Regions from separate parts of the Mus musculus genome. Here region 2 is linked to region 1. Evidence: chromatin loops called from intact Hi-C (ENCODE). Cell type or tissue: left cerebral cortex. All regions are shown on one strand. Each heading gives the region's core, and the rest is flanking DNA. Links, peaks and the distances in the headings are about the cores only.

Region 1 (8,308 bases), core at 1-8,000:
CATGACCCACCCAGTACAAGGAAGCGGCCTGAGACTCCAGGAAGATGCAGGCACACAAGGGCATCAGCAGTTTGAGATTTATACTACTGACTTCCTAAACGCTGTGATTCTTTTAGGGAAACACACCCTACAGACCCAAGTACTCATGAAGAAGAGACACTCAACCAACTGCTAAGAGCGTTCATTACTACTCACCACTCCAGTAACCTTGTCCTTGAAGTATGGCTTCAGGAAGTGGCCTATGTACATGTATGAGGGCAGACTTCTGCCATCCTTCACCTTGGGGCATTTGGTTCCAGACAGATCAAACAGGATCTCTTCCTGGGACAAAAGCAAGGCCATCAGTAGGCCAGGTAGAGAAAGAGGGTAGGCCAGGTGGGTGAGCAGATTCACTCTGGGAACTTGATCCTGTGGGACACTGAGGGTCATGAGGGGTTATACAGGTATTGAGTAGGTCATCTTACCTGCTGCTCCTGGTTCTGGGCTAGCAACTGGCTAACCTCTGCTAGCTTTTCCCGGATCACCTCCTGGTAGACCATATTTAGCTGCAGACAGGTCTCGGGGTCTTCAGGGAGAGCTTTGTCCTTGGGGTCCTCCTCATCATTGCTGCTCTCACTCGACCCTTCCTCTTCCTAGTTAGGAGCCAGAAATGGAGCAGGAAGAACAGGAAACAGGCAGCCCTCTCCTGTTGCCAAGCTCAAGCCTAAGCCCATGAGAGGGAGCTGAGGAAGCCCTAGTATACACTCACTGAGTGTGGAACCATACTGGAAGGAGGGAGAAGTTATACAGAGCCCATCATCCTCAAGCTAGAGAGTGGGCATCTTTCCAAACCAACATGAGATCTGCTTGTAAAATGTATGCTGGGGTTGGGAGTTGGTATACCATAGCAGGCAGCTTCCATTTTTATAACAGACATCTCTTTGGAGCCTGAACTTCACAGCAAGTTTGTGTTCCCATCCGGAACACCTCAAGTGTCAGATCTCAGCAAGGAAATTCCCGGAATAGCAATCAGGGTCAAACCTCCAAGAACGCCAAATGTCCAACGACTCCAGAGCTGTGTTAGTCTATTGAGCAGACACATGGTCCTTAAACACTAATGGGACTCCATACTTGCTTGTTTGGTGAGGAAGTAAGCAAAACGAACAAAGCATGGCTAGCAACGCTGGCATGACTAATCTCTGCCAGATGCTTTCCTAAGCCATCCATGATGACTACCATCTAGAACGGGAAACTGAGACACAGAGGGTTAGCTGTGAAGCAGGTCCCAGGTATGCTGCCTCTCACATCTGATGTTTTGACTGTGAGCTCAGGAAAAGCCAGCAGCTATAGTCACCAGTCTGTTAGAGTTACTTCACTTCTATGGATAAACTTTAGTTTTGATAATAATTTGTGTTTAGGGGTATAGCTTAGTGGTAGAGTGTGAGCCTAGTGTGAATGAGACCCTGGATTCCATCTCTAGCACCATAAAAATAAGTAAATACTTTGTGATGCCTTATTTTCACAGTAAATAACATTAATTGTAGAAAATCCCACAGGCATGCAAAGTCCTCTTAGGCCAGTTTGGAAGGTAGTTAACAGGTATGACCCAGCAGCCTGGCCTGGTAAGCAACAATTACCAAGATGGGGGCACCAGCAGTTTCCAAGTCCTCATCAGGCAGCGAATCTGTAAGAAACACAAGCACACTCTATTGGAGTGGGAGCATGGGGAGCAAGAGTATGCTATAGACAAAAATGAACACTTATAACAGGGTCTCACTGGAGTGCTCAGGGACGAAATTCTGTGTATCTGGGCCATGGAGACTATTCAAGTTGATAGGCTGAGCTCTGGGTCCTCTTCTCCCCACCAGGATTCACCATTGCTTAGAGGGTCCCAGGCTAGATGGCAGCAGGGGTGGTTATACACAAATAGTCAGCAGCCCTGACAGCTAAGACTAAGAAACTGAAACAAACTTTCTTACTGAGGTGAAAGTAGAAGACAGTTTGGGCAAGAAACAGAGTCTGACCATGGAACAGTCCACAGCCTAATTTAGCTAAAGGGTACACACAGCCGTTCCAGCCATGCCGTGCTAGGCCAGGTTCATGGGCACACCTGCTTCAGAGTCTGAACTGAGACTGGATTCAGAGACTTCAAAGTGGACGCTGGTGGATCCAGGATACAAAATCCTTTCAAGCTCCTGGATCTCCTGTGTTATTTTCTCTCGTTCGGCGTCTATGTCCATGGCTTCAGCCTGCCTTCAGAATGTTAGAAAACATGAGAAATTGAGTGTGCCTGGGTCTCGTTCTCTTTCAGACACACACTTGCTGGAGGTGGCAAGAGCCTGTTCAAATGCAGACAATAGACTATCCAGATGGCAATCAGCTTAGGGTTAAAGTCCCACAAGTTATGACACTCTTTTCATACCCAGGACTTCTGCTCTTGACTCAACACCTAGAAATGACCCTACTCTCCCTGAGGCCACCACCAGCACAGGTAAAAACACTTGTCTCTGTGCCCCAAGGTGCTCAGTTGGTCACCAAGTGCAGAAAGTGCAGAGCAACAGACATTCACCCCCTGTGATCCAAACCTATAAAGAGGTGCCCCGCTCTACACAGTGCTGACTGGCTAGTAAGTCAGAGTAAGGCTTAGCTTACTCCATGACCTATCTTTTCAGAACACTACCTGGCATATGGTGTTGTCTGATACTGAACAAGTGTCTGCTAAAGTACAAAGGAGGCTTTTTCTCTGGTACACTGTAAGCAAAGTCTGAGGGCAAAGGAAATTTGGAAGAGAAGTGTGAAAGATGATTCTAGAAAACACAAGCTCAGGTGGGTGAGATGGCACACCATACAAAGGCACTTGCTACCAGGCCTAAGGACCTGAATTCAGGACCAGTAATCAATGGTGAAGAGACCCTACTCCAGCTTTCCCTCAGACCTCCCCCACTATGGCACATCTACCTACACACAAGGAAATAAACAAGTATAATAACTGTAAAAAGCTGGGTGTAGAAGTCGGGTATAGTGACACACGTCTTTAATCCCAGGAATCAGGAGGCAGAGGCAGGGGGATCTCTGAGTTTGAGGCCAGCTTGGTCTACAGAGTGAGTTCCAGGTCAGCCAGAGCTCTAAAAGAAACTGTCTTCAAAAACAAAATAAAGAGCCGGGCGTGGTGGCAAAGGCCTTTAATCCCAGCACTTGGGAGGCAGAGGCAGGCGGATTTCTGAGTTCGAGGCCCGCCTGGTCTGCAAAGTGAGTTCCAGGACAACCAGGGCTATACAGAGAAACCCTGTCTCGGAAAATCCACCCCCCCCCCCCCCGCCCAAAAAAAAAAAAAAAAAAAAAAACCCAAAAAACCAAAAACCAAAATAAAGAAACAAAGAGCTGAGTGTGATGGCACATAATTTAAATCCCAGCACTTGGGGGGCATAACTAAGTGGATCTCTGCATTTCAAACCATTAGTGAGATACTGTTTCAAACAAAATTATCAAACACATTTTCACACCCAGAGCCAGAAATGAAGAAAAACATCCTGTTTGATTTCTTCCTACTAAGTTGTTGACAGCAGTCTTAACTGACTACAACAAAACAAAACAAAATCCCCTTCAACGACATTCCAATTACTTATACAGGGAACGTTTGTCAACCAACTTGGCTAGAAACAGCGGGATCTACAGATGTAGCAATAATCATTGCCACTGGATGCTTGGCCACCAACGAAAGAGTAACGTGTTTTGAGGCAGCAGCAATTCCATCTCCTCCCACAGCATCGCCCACATAAAGGAAGAAAAAGTCACGTTTTCAAGTCCTGAGCTGGGAGCCACGGTCCGCCTTTAATGACATCAGAGACACTTTGCTGCCTGTCCCTTCTAAGGCCTAACCGGGCAAGGCAGTTGGGGTCCAATGCACCCTTAGTGGCTGGATTCGATAAGCCAGGGGTGGCCGGTGGTGCTGCAGCGCATGCAACCGGTTAGAGCAGCGGTTCGGAGCACAGCACGGAGCAAATCCGGTCCTGCATCTCACCAGCTAGGGGACCTCGGCTGGGCTCCGGACGCGGGCTCTCCACTCCAGCAATGTCGCGGCCACGCCACGCCTCGGTTTCCCCGTGCTGGCTGCCCTGCCCCTCCTGGACACAACGCCTGCTACCTGCCGCCCGCCAATCCTCACCTTCTAGGCATCCCTTCCAAACTTCACAGCTGGCATCATCGCCCGGGCGACCACACGCAGATCATGCTTCTAGCAGTCGCGGAAGTCAGTAGGCTTGCACCGGAAGTCCCACCCAGGCTGCGGCGCAGGGCATGCTAGGAGGTGTGCTGGGGGGCGGGGCCCTAGCGAGGCGTTCATCTTTCTCCAGGTTCCCTGGGCTGTGTACTTAGCTCCTGGTGTTCTGGGTTTGGATGAATGATCAGTGTGTCGTTAAGTACTTTCCCGTGTGTGTCGTCCTCGGAGCCCACAACCTGGGACCGCCAGAAATGGACATTCATTCACTAAGGATTATTCTGCCTGGCCAACACATCACAGAGCTGCTGGCTAAGTAGTGGGGGGGGGGGGGCGGGAGGGCGGGGAGGGGGGGGTCGGTCTCACTCTTATGAAACAAAATACCAATAATTATCCATTATTAATTTTTTGTTTGTTTGTTTTTTCGAGACAGGGTTTCTCTGTATAGCCCAGGCTGTCCTGGAACTCACTTTGTAGACCAGGCTGGCCTTGAACTCAGAGATCTGCCTGCCTCTGCCTCTCCAGTGCTGGGATTAAAGGCGTGAGCCACCATGCCCGGCCCATTATTAATTCTTTTTTTTTTTAATTAGGTATTTTCCTCATTTACATTTCCAATACTATCCAAAAAGTCCCCAATACACTCCCCCCCACTCCCCTACCCACCCACTCCCCCTTTTTGGCCCTGGCGTTCCCCTGTACTGGGGCATATAAAGTTTGCAAGTCCAATGGGCCTCTCTTTCCAGTGATGGCCGACTAGGCCATCTTTTGATACATATGCAGCTAGAGTCAAGAGCTCCGGGGTACTGGTTAGTTCATAATGTTGTTCCACCTATAGGGTTGCAGATCCCTTTAGCTCCTTGGGTACTTTCTCTCCATTATTAATTCTTAACAGCTTCCTTAATTCTACTCTCCCTAGGCAGCTGGGTCCTCCTAGTGCCTAATAATGCCTGTGAGTAGGAGAAGCATGGCAGTGGCTTGAGGCTCAAGGCTGGTGAAAACCAAGCCTGGCGACTGGCCAGTTTGTGGGACCTGGGAAGGGCCTTGGTCTTATGGAGAACTGACTACAAGCTAGAAGTCACCTGCAACACTACTGGAGTGGGTACAGAATCATGAAATCAAAGAGTAATAGTGCATCCCTTTAATCCAACATTCAGGAAGCAGAGGTAGGTGTAACTCTGTGAGTTCAAATCCAGCCTGATATACAACAAAGCAAGTTTCAGAACTATATAGACACTGTCTCAAAAAAGAAAATAAGAGTCATATCAAGTCTGGCCCAGAGTTGGGTTTGGCCAGAGGGAGTCTGGGGCATTAAAGGAAACCTGTAGGTTCCTGGTGTAGGAACTTGTGTGGGGCAAGCCTGGTAAGAACTATCAGGCAAATTTCCCTGGGGTACTGTTGTTTCTTGAGACAGTCTATGTAGAACAGACTGATTGAGAACTGGGATCGTCTTTGTTCCTGGTACTCTGAATAAAGGCATGTACCACCATGCTCTATGGTGCTTGTACAACTTTAGGAACACTTCATACGTAAATTGAGAGTAGTGTAGTTGTGCAGCTCTCATCCGGTTCACTTGCAGTGGTGGAGAAAGGCTGACGGTTCCTCTTGATGGCAGCTCTGACTCAAGCCTTGTGAGCAGAGGGAACACTAGCCTGGTCTTCCTTTGTGTCCCGCCACCTTGCACTGCGATCTGCTCTGGGGGTGGGGACAGCTTCTAAAAAGCTGTGAGTTAAAGGGCCCAGTGGTTTAGTTGCTAGGCGTCCATCCACCCAGCCTTAGTGTGAAGCTAGGATGTGGCTCATCCGGCATGTTGATGTAGTGGCTCTGTGATATGTTGGGATATGTATGTGATATGTTGTGATATGTATGTGATATGTTGTGATATGTTGATGTAGTGGCTCTTGTGAATGCCTGACTCCAAGGGTCAAGAACTTGAGGGTCCGATAACCCAGCAATGGCAGGAATATCCTTTGTTTGTTGATTTTTCGAGTTTCTCTGTGTAGCCCTGGCTGTCCTGAAACTCACTCTGTAGACCAGACTGGCCTCGAACTCAGAAATCCGCCTGCCTCTGCCTCCCGAGTGCTGGGATTAAAGGCGTGCGCCACCACTACCCTGCAGGAATATCTTCAGATGCAGACCTTGAAGTTAAAAGAGCAGGGTAGCTCTCAAGCATGAATCCCTGAGTAAATGACAAGACAGTCTAAATGATCTTTAAGATTTATTTAGATCAGAAAGCTGTTGATCTCAACAGGAGGGGAAAAGGGAAAATAAATTAAAAAAAAAAAACAAAAAAACAACCTATAGGAAAGTGGCCCCCAAACCTTGACCCCTCAGCACAGCACAGGGAGCTGCTTATGTCTTGCCTGTCCTTCAAAAACCAGCCAGCCAGCCCAAAGAGCTGGTGCTGACCCCCCAGGTGGGTGTGTGCTTTAATTCCAGTCTGAATTGCACTATACAAAAGGCACACAAACACATTAACGTGCATCAAAATCGACAGCCCCAAATGGCTTTCCAAAGCTGACAGCACACAGTAGAGGGTGTATGAAGCTTTGCACTGTGCACAGTGTGTGACCTTGGTCCTATGGTCCTGGTGGGAGGACGGCAGCACGTACCAAGCGGTGCTGCCTCAGTGAGGCACGCGTCTCTGTACAGGCTGCTCACTTACACACTGGCTCACTTCGTGTTCCACTTGACAACACTGAGGCTGAGCCCGACCTCGTCCTAGAGAGGGTGGTGAAAGAAGCTTGTTACAAAACTGTCGTTTCAGCTTTAGTGGTTTTATAAAAGTGTCTTCCAGTAAATCAGTGAGTCTATCGAACAGTGGGACTTCATGTAAACTGTTAGGTTCAACTGGTGGAAAGGAGCCCCGTACTGCAGATGGCCAGTCACATGATTAGGCCGTGAAATGCTTTGATGAGGACTGCATAGACAGGAACACATTCGGAAGATGTGTGGTGCCTTCGGTGCAGAGGTGACGGGACCCGGTGGCAGGTAGAGCGTCTCAAGAGTCCACCTCATCTTTAACTTCACTAATTCTGTCGATAGACTTGAGGATTTCAGCAACAAGGTTCAGTGTGTCTGCCCCAGACACCAGCTGCCTAAAGCAGAGAGAGACCAGGGCCATTATTTCAGCCGTGCAAAGGCAGCCAGAGACAGATCTAAAGGAGAGAGCCCAGAGCTATCAACCAGGTTTGCCACACTGGATTCTGTGTGGCTGCCCTCTGGCCCATGTGCCTGTGCACAGGCCAGCCACCCTATAGTGAAGCTTAGGGAAGGCAACTAAAGATGGTAGGTTGCAAGCCAGATAAGTTCATCAGAAACTGATTCTGAATTTTGCTCTTTGCTTAGGCCAAGCTGATGATGCAGTACTCTCAGTGATGTGGGCAGTAGTCCCACCGCAAGTCCCATATCTAGTCATGAGAGCTCTACCAGGGGGACTACTTTGCTTTTGTGTTTAATAGGTCAGATGAATTAACTACATCTTGACAAGTTTAACAAGCTGCAGCTTTGGTGAGTGTTTAATCACCATTATCATCACCAACTGACTAGCTCACAGTATGCTCACTGTGGCAGACTTCTCCCCTTCAGTTAGAGCTGCAACGTACACAGGCAAAGCAGCTGGATTCAGAGGCATGGCATCATCCACACCTATTAGTGGGAAGGTTCTCTGGAACATCAAAAATAAAAATCCTAAAACGGGCATGATAATGCATACCTCAAGTTCCAGAACTTGGGAAATGGAAGCAGGAAATCTCTGAGTCTGAGGCTAACCCGGTCTACACATACTGTCAGAGAAGCCAGGGAGACTTTGTCTTAAAAACCCAAACAAAACAAAAATCCCTCAAAAAAAAACCAAGCCAGGTGAGGGGGTGCATGCTTTGAACTCTAGCACTTGAGTGCAGAGGCAGAAGGATCTGTGTGAGGTCAAGGTCAGCCTAGTGTACATAGCTCCAGGCCAGTCAGTGCTACAGAGTGAGACCCTGTCTCAAAACAAGAGACCACTCTTACTTGATTGACTATAGTATGACTGAGCCGGTCAGCACCTTTCCCTTGCTGGTCCAGCCAGAGGCCGCCCGGGGACTCACTTTATGGATGCGTGTGCACTGTTCATGACAA
Region 2 (8,328 bases), core at 103-8,102, 230 kb before region 1:
CAAAATATGCCATTTTGGGCCCCAAGGAGCTGAAGGGGTCTGCAACCCTATAGGAGGAACAACAATATGAACTAATCAGTATCCCCAGAGCTTGTGTCTCTAGCTGCATATGTAGCAGAAGATGGCCTAGTCGGCCATCATTGGGAAGAGAGGCCCCTTGGTCTTGCAAACTTTATATGTCCCAGTACAGGGGAACACCAGGGCCGAGAAGTGGGAGTGGGTTGGGGAGCAGGGCAGGAGAAGGGTATAGGGGACTTTTGGGATAGCATTTGAAATGTAAATGAAGAAAATATCAAATAAATAAATAAATAAATAAATTCTGGAAACAAAAAAAAAAAGTGCCATGTTCTCTTGTCCTTTTTTTTTTTTTTTTTTTTTTCTCGAGACAGGGTTTCTCTGTGTAGCCCTGACTGTCCTGGAACTCACTCTATAGACCAGGCTGGCCTCGAACTCAGAAATCCACCTGTCTCTGCCTCCCAAGTGCTGGGATTAAAGGTGTGTGCCACCACGCCCGGCTTGTCTTGTCTTTTTGTAAGCACACAGTGAGCCTGCTCTAGCAGAGCATCACTGCCATCAAGGAGACAAATAAATAAATAAATAAATAAATAAATAAATAAATAAATAAATAAATAAATAAATAAAAATAAAAAAGGATTCAAAGACAAAACCAAGACCAATTCCACCAATTCACTGGTCTGTACAGCCATGTGGCCTGCTTAGGGTAGGCAGTCAGGGTGGGTCTGGTGTCCCTGCTGAGGGACGACACATCATCAAGCCTAGACCCCAACTCATATAGAAGCCATGTGACCTGGTCCATCTGGCCAACACATCCTGGTGGCATTCACGTGGCATTCATGCCTGTCCAGCTGTGATGCACATGGCTCCCTCTGGTTGATTCCTGAAGGACCTGAAGCGTCTCTGATAGCAGGCAGCTTCTTACAGACAAGCCCGACACACAGGTGGAACCCCTGCTCCTGCTTCCACTACAAAAGATGTCTGCTTGGTCCGCCACGTCTTAGGGAAACCAAGCTGCCTATGGCCACAGTTCAATTCTGTTTTTGAGTTCTCTGGGCCTTGCTCACCATTCCCTCCTCCTCCTGCCACTTCCCTGGCTCTTCTTCACCCCTCTGAATTTCTCCTTTCTGACCATTTGTGGTTCAGGGCAAGCCTCCACTTCCAGCATATTGCCTAGTTTTATGTTGATTTGACACAAGCTGGGGTCATTTGGGAATGAATAATTTTTAAATTAATAATTCACATAATATACCTTTATCCCATTCACTTCCCAGTCCTCACAGGCTCACTCCCCACCATTATGACCTTCCTCAAAACAAAAAAAGGAGGAAGGGGAGAAGGAGAAGGAGGAGAAACACAACTCTAATTTGTGACGCTCAAATACTCACCGGAGCAGGGTCAAACTCCCAGTGGCCAGCCCCTTAAAGATAACTGAGTCCTTCCCTTCCCTACCCTTGCCAGAAGCCAACTGTGAGGAGCTACACTACAGCATTGTTATAATTTTTAAGAGTTCTCGCTTCCTGTTTACACTGTTTCTTTTGGGAGGGAGTTGGGGAAAGAAGTTGTCACAGAAACCTTCTGATCGTTCATTCTAATTTTTTTTTTTTGAAAAAGGGTTTCTCTGTGTAGCCCTGGCTGTCCTGGAACTCACTCTGTAGACCAGGCTGGCCTCGAACTCAGAAATCTGCCTGCTTCTGCCTCCCAAGTGCTGGGATTAAAGGCATGCGCCACCACTGCCTGGCATCTCTCATTCTTAACTATAAGTCTGCAGTCATCCACACCCTGGCAGAAGAAGCCCCCTGCCCTGTGTAGTCAGCAGCAGCACAGATCAAGGAAGTCTGGCTACAGCATGGGCCATGGCATCACTATCTGTGGTGGAAAGAAAGAATATGAATTAGAAAAATGCTTCTGTGGGGTTGTTCTAAAGGACGTTTTCTTGGTTGATAATTGATGTGGGAGGGCCCCCTGTGTTGTGGATGAGGCCATCCATGGACTGATGGTCCTGGGTGCAGTGAGATAGCACAGTGAATTACTGGTGGTGGTGGCACTTGGGAGACAGAGGCAGGCAGATCTCTGAGTTTGAGTCTGGTCTACAGAGTGAGTTCCAGGGCTATGCAGAGAAAACCTGCCTCAAAAGTAAACCAAACAAGAGGGGAAGAGGGAAGAGGGAAGGAGGGAGGGAGGGAGGGAGGGAGGGAGGGAGGGAGGGAGGGAGGGAGGGAGGGAGGGAGGGAGGGAGGGAGGGAAGAAGAAGAAGAAGAAGAAGAAGAAGAAGAAGAAGAAGAGAAGAAGAAGAAGAAGAAGAAGAAGAAGAAGAAGAAGAAGAAGAAGAAGAAGAAGAAGAAGAAGAAGAGGAAAGAGGAGGAGGAGGAAGGGGAGGAGGAGGAAAGAGGAGGAGGGGAGGGGAGGGGAGAAGAAGAGGAAAGAGAAGAGGAAGCAGGACGTTTGTTTCCTCTTTGATTTTCTTTTCATTTTCTTTTTGTTTTTGTTTTTTTTTGTTTTTTTTTTTTGAGACAGGGTTTCTCTGTGTAGCCCTGGCCCCTTTTCATATTACCGAGGATCTCTAGAAGGGGGTCCAGGGTGGGAGGCTGTATCCTGAGACAGATCTTCCTTCCTTTTTCTTTTCTTTTCTTTTTTTCTTATTCTTTTTTTTTTTTTTTTTTTTTTTGAGGCAGATCTTTCAACCTGTTCTTGGTGCCTCTTGGTGCCTCAAAGTTGGGTTTTACCTGAAGTGGAGGGGAATCCAGGTCTACCTATTGAACATCACCTGAGATTTCAGCCACTCCCTTCTGTCTCTCTCAGCCAACTGTAAATAGTTCTGCCTTCTAGCAAGGTTCTGAGTTGTATTCTAAGAAAAGAGCCTGCGGTCAGCATGGGAGTTCTTGGCCTGCCAGAGGGCCTAGGAGGACCACTTGGGGACTTGCCCTAAGGGCTGGCCAGAGGTCCAGGCTCAGCCACCAGGAGGCGCATCTGGTCTGAGCTGGGGTTAGCCTAAGGCGTCAGTCTCTGCTGGCATGGGGCTGGTGGAGATCTCAGCTCTATCCATAGTTGTCTCTGAACTGCTATACGGCCAGCTCATGCACTTCAGCACTGTTCCTCTCACCTAGGGTCACTGAACATCCCAGCATATTGCTTCATGTCACCCCAGTTTATTTCCATTTACCTCATTTCACCTTGGCTCACCTCTGAGTACCTCAGTTCACTCGGATCACCTAGTTCTTTGTGCTTCAGTTTACTTCCAATCTAGAAAGATGGAATATGGGGCCTTCAGTGAGTAGCATCCATGCTGGACCCTGACTTGGGGACCTCAGCAAGATGGTGGGTTCTGACTACAGAAGTCCGGGCTTCCTTGGAGCACCCAGGGGAATTTTTGGATGGGGGGTGATGGTGAACACCAAGCCTAACAGGGCTTATACCCCTGTCACAGATGACTAGGGTGGAGTCAGTTAGAAGGCAGGGGTGTGGGAGTACTGAGCGACACCACGCTGCAGGTCCCCACAGCTCCTGAGTGCTCTGACTCAGTGGGTTGGGTCCCCATCTGACCTCTAGAGGGCCTGCTTCCCGGAGACCCCAGTGAGAGGGTCTCACACCTCAAGAGCTCAGTCTGAGCTTGCTACTTTTGGAAGAGCTAAAGGAGACTGGAGCAGTTTTCTGATAAGAACACTAGGGGGCAGTCTTGTGCTTTCTTTCCACTTTTCGCCCTGTAAAGAGAGGTGCAGTGGAGGAATGGGAGTGGTAGTGACAAAGCAGGTGACAGCTCCTCTGTGCAGCACCCCAGTTGTGCAGGGGAGTAGCCCACACTGCTTTATTATGAAAGGAGGAGCTATCCTGTGGATGGCTACAGGCTTTCTTGCACACCTGCAAAGATCACTCCCAGGCTCCTAAGGTTCATCTCCTGGCATACATGCGCATGCACGCACACAGACACATAGACACAGACACACACAGACACACACACAGACACACACACACATAGACATAGACACACACACACCGACACACACACACAGACACACATACCTTTCCCAGATGAGGAGATGGAGGACACACATGTGGAGAAGCTGGTGGCTGGAGTGCAGGGCTTACACTCAGTTATCTGTGGTGGAAACAAGGCAGGGCCAGGTTCCTCCAGGATGCTCACGGTGTTCTCCATCTCGGTGGACACAGAGGACACAAGTGTTAGACCATCTGTCCAATGAGGTGAGTGTGGCTGGTTCACACAGGCTGCTGGGCACAGAGGGCCAGGAGCAACTGTTAGTGGTAAAGCCTGTGTTGGTAGATAAGAGAACTGCTACATTCTCAGTGGCCCAGCACGTGTGCAAGGAGACCTCCTGGCTCCTAGCCACTGTTGGTGCAATTGTCACAGGCAGACGTGGAAATCAACTCCACAATCCTGTGACTGGCTGGGCTTGTTCTCACCTGGAGTGTTGGCTGCAGCGTGGACCAAGGTGCTCATACTCCTATGCACTTCTGTCACCAGCTGCATCTCAGCAAACATCTGTTGGTCAGATAGGTCTTCAGCATAGAGAAGGTCTTGGCACCCCAGGTGCTCCTAGGGTTCTGAGAAGTTCCGTTAGGTCTGAACAATCTGAATAGCCTCTTACAAGGACATGGTGGGCCAATGAAAGAGTTGGAGTGAGGCTGAGGTCCAGTTGGTAGAGAGCTGGCTTAGCATCCATGAAGCCCCAGGTTCAACTCCAATGATGCGTAAACTGGGTGTGGTGGCACATGGTTATAATCCCATAGCACTCCAGAGGTTGAGGCAGAAGAGTCAGGAGTTCGAGGCTATCCTCACCTACATATTGAGTTCAAAGCAAGCCTGGGCTACAAGGGACCCTGTCTCTTTGAAGAAAAAAAAAAACATAATAATGAAAAACAGACTGTATCTTTAAATTACAGAGGGGTTTACCTGTTGGAGCAGTTTTAGGATTACCTCATCCTTTCCCAAAGTTCACAGCGCCACAAAGGTCCTCTTGATGTTGTACAGTCTGAGGGTTTGTGGGTTTGACAGGGGTGTGTGATATATGTCAATCACAGGGCTCCAAGAGCATTGCACAACCATAAACTCTGGGCCTGCTACTCATCTCTTGTGGCCTTTGCTCCAGGTTTATTTTATTTTGAGGCAGGGTTTCTCTGTGTAGCCCTGGATGACCTGGAACTAGCTCTGTAGTCCAGACTGGCCTCGGACTCAGAGAGTTTCCTGCTTCTTTAAGTTGCATTCTTTCCAGCCAGGTTGGGGAGGGGCCCACACTGTTCTTACAGAAAGACACAGAGCAGGAAGTAAGGGACTTACACCCGTGAGTACAGGCAAGCCAAGAGCAGAGCATCTATGACTTAGCCATGTCCTGTCTGTGACCTGATGGGCACTTGTGTCTGGTGGGCACTCAGCCAAAGGCTCCAGCTTCTGGGAAGAAGTCATTTTGCTCTTGAAGAGTGGGAGAGTCCAGAGATCACAGGCATGGTGTGACTGTGGCCAGCTCTTGGTGCTTGGAGAACATCTACCAGGGACTGTGTCCTTGTCACGGTTCCTGGTGACCTACACATCTCACATCAGCGAGTGTGACAGGTGACTGTTCTGCAGGAAGTAACTATGACTTCAGGTGTCCTTACACAGTAGTCCTTGCTGCCCCCCCCCCCCCCCGCATACTTGGTGGCTGGGTGGCGTGGGCCAAGTGAACAGTTGATCTCCTGAATGAGTGGATGCTTCCATGTGATTTGTCCTGTTTTCATGACAGCAGGACAGGGGACTGAGCACCTAGCTGTCTGAGCAGCTGGGAAGTAAGATGTCTGGGAGGGAAGTCTCACTGTTATTCACCCTTCCTATTCTCAATGGCCATTTATCTCCAGATCTGGTCCCTACAGGGGGCAGCAGCTAAGCAAAATCTCCTACTTGACAGCTTCAGACCATTGCATGGCAGGCTTCAGGAAACCTTCACCCTGAAATGACACTTGTGGCATGACACAAGTTCGTGACCTGCCCCCAGATGTGGGTGCACAGAGACCGGGGTAAGGGACTAGCCTTAGAGCAGGGTCTGCTGATTGTTGATATCAGCACTTTGGCATTATTTATGAATTCATCTATTCACCAGGACAAGCCTCTGTGCATTCTGTTGCCATGGCAACCTCAAACCCGTATCTTATTAATTCTACATGTTATGAAATAAATATAGATCAGACAATTGCAGTCAAGGTTCTATTTTTTTATTATGCATTTGGTTCCCGCGCCTGGGGTGGGATGCTCCTGGCACACAGCTTCCCTCGACAGACATCCATCAGAGTGGGGGGCCTGGGCTGGCTAGGAAGCTGCACCTGCTCACAGGCTGCAAGGCTGAGGGCTGAGATCCAGTGGGGGAAGGGTGGAACACAGTTGCGTGCTGAGGGTGAGGCTGGCAGAACTTAGAGGCATTGTGGGGTCCTCATGAGAACGGAGCAGGCTTGTGTCCCGGGCGCTTTAGGGGAATGGAATATGAGACCAAAAATCTGTGAGCCTCAAGTGCCAGGATTGGGGCTGCTCTGCTGTCCCTGGGAGTGCCGGAGCCCCTGAGTTCCCCCAGCACCCAAAAACTGCTCACTTGCTCAGGCAAAAGATGATGTCTATGGAGTCTCAGTGTGGTTCAGAGAGGCCAGGGTTAGGGATGTGGCTCACAGTAGGTGGAATGCTTGTTTAGTGCATACAAAGCCCTGACTTCTAGCCCAGCACTGTATAAGCCAGTTGTGAAGGCACAAGCTTGAATCCCAGCACTTGGGAGGTAGAAGCAGATCAGAAGTTTAAGTTTGGCTATATAGCGAGTTTGTGGCAACATGGGCCCCAAAAGACCTGTCTTAGAGAGAAATGTCAGGATCAGGGTAGGAGGGCCAGGAGATAAAAGGGGGTTTGATGGGCTCTTTGGGTTAACCTGGTTTTGGGGGGCCACTGAGAGTACCATCTGGGCATTAAGAAGATGGCTGTTTCCACCTCCAATTAGTATAAGGGAGGCTCGAAGCCTCTGAGCACAGGTGCCTGGTAACTGAGAATCCAGCCCAGACCTGTTCACATGTGGCCCCCATGTGGGCCTGGACCAGACTCTAAAATACTCAATCCCCACTTGCACCATAGCTCCTCCCCCAGCCTCAGAACTTCTCAGGACAATCCCCACTTACCCACTGTAGACCAGGCAGAGGTTGCCTGTTAACGACTTTACCCACTCTGGGCAACACGTGCCCTGGGGTCTGACAGGGGCAGTACAGTGACCCTCAGGAAAGCCAGCTTCCCCAGTGCTCCCTTGTGTCTTCACTCTCAGCGTGGCAAAGGTGGCTGATAGCTTTGACCAAGTCAGACCTTTGCCTCCTGTGATCACAAGTGAGCTTGGGTTGAGGGAGGAAGAGGAGACATTAAAAAGCCCAGAGGGGCAGAGCAAGAATGAGGGCAGGGGAGGGAAGAGTCCCAAGACTAGTGGTGGCCCAGCCAGGGCCCTGCTGAGAACTGCCAGGCCCAGATAGCTGCAGAAGACAAGCATTCCAAAACCAGAGCCTGGAGCCATGACTACCTACCTGCATATGCCACAGGATCTCAGCTGCAGGGCTCCCAGCTTCCCGTGCAACCTAATGCATGTCATCAGTGTCCGCAGACAGTCTCCTTGTGTCAGGTGGTTGGGGGGGTCTCCTCTGTGCTCATGGGATCCTCCCAGAGTCCAGGGCTTGAGGGCAGGCTGGGATCCCTGGCTGCTCATCACCCTGCCATGCTTCCTGTCATAGGGCCAGCTCCTGTGAGCGAATAGCCCATCGATCCTCTCGGCCAGCTGCCAGCAGCCAGCAGCCAGCAATGGACCACTCAGCTGCTCCCAGCCCCCAGGGCCTGATCAGGACATCGACAGAGCTGCGCGTTCGCCATTTCATTAAGCTTAGTTTAATTAAAAACCTGAGTTCTTGATTAGACTGGGTAATTGATTTAATTTTCTGTGGGATTCAAGTACCAAATACCTCTATGGTGTGAACCCCCAAATCCTCAGGGCAGGAACACTGCTATCGTGTGAAACCCCAAATTCTGGTGATGTAGATGATGATCAGAAGGGAACACTGTCCCTGGTGTGTGAGGTTCTTGTTCAAAACATCCACTCCTGCTTCTCAGCCTTCCCCAGCTTGAACCCTACTGTAAAATGGACTTCCAGACCCCACCCTCCACCCCACCCACCCCATGAGTCTCCACGGGGCTAAGGAGAGACGCATATTTCCACTATGGCCCTAGACAGCAATAACCATGTCATGACTGTAGCTCCTGGGAAAGGAATCCCTTTGGTGAGTCTTCTCACAGTATGACCACTGCTGCCCTGAGAT

The links. Hi-C counts contacts between places; a loop is a spot of excess contacts. Peaks named below come from ENCODE experiments on the same cell type or tissue, not always from the same donor. Only the 100,000 strongest peaks of a DNase experiment are listed, where the experiment ranks them.
Region 2: it touches region 1 in a loop (3-fold over the local background); 1 of 42 quality-filtered maps calls a loop at or near these places.

The regions. Positions count from the first base shown.
Region 1 is chr2:26,376,405-26,384,712 of GRCm38, forward strand. Snapc4 (small nuclear RNA activating complex, polypeptide 4) reads right to left here and starts at 4,249. Exons shown (of 23, transcript NM_172339.4): 1 at 4,145-4,249; 2 at 2,090-2,232; 3 at 1,617-1,663; 4 at 465-632; 5 at 196-321. The coding sequence starts at 2,219. It overlaps Entr1 (endosome associated trafficking regulator 1), which reads right to left. Exons shown (of 10, transcript NM_026563.3): 9 at 8,278-8,308; 10 at 6,396-7,290. The coding sequence ends at 7,194. In left cerebral cortex, for the core only: no CTCF peak of the experiment used is centred there; DNase peaks (open chromatin) are centred at 3,831 and 4,258; H3K4me3 peaks cover 1,313 bases; H3K27ac peaks cover 601 bases.
Region 2 is chr2:26,150,510-26,158,837 of GRCm38, forward strand. No RefSeq gene overlaps it. Among named protein-coding and RNA genes, the nearest start is that of Tmem250-ps, 14 kb to the left of the region's middle. In left cerebral cortex, for the core only: CTCF peaks have their summits at 2,980 (motif pointing right) and 3,673 (motif pointing right); DNase peaks (open chromatin) are centred at 2,974, 3,700 and 6,231.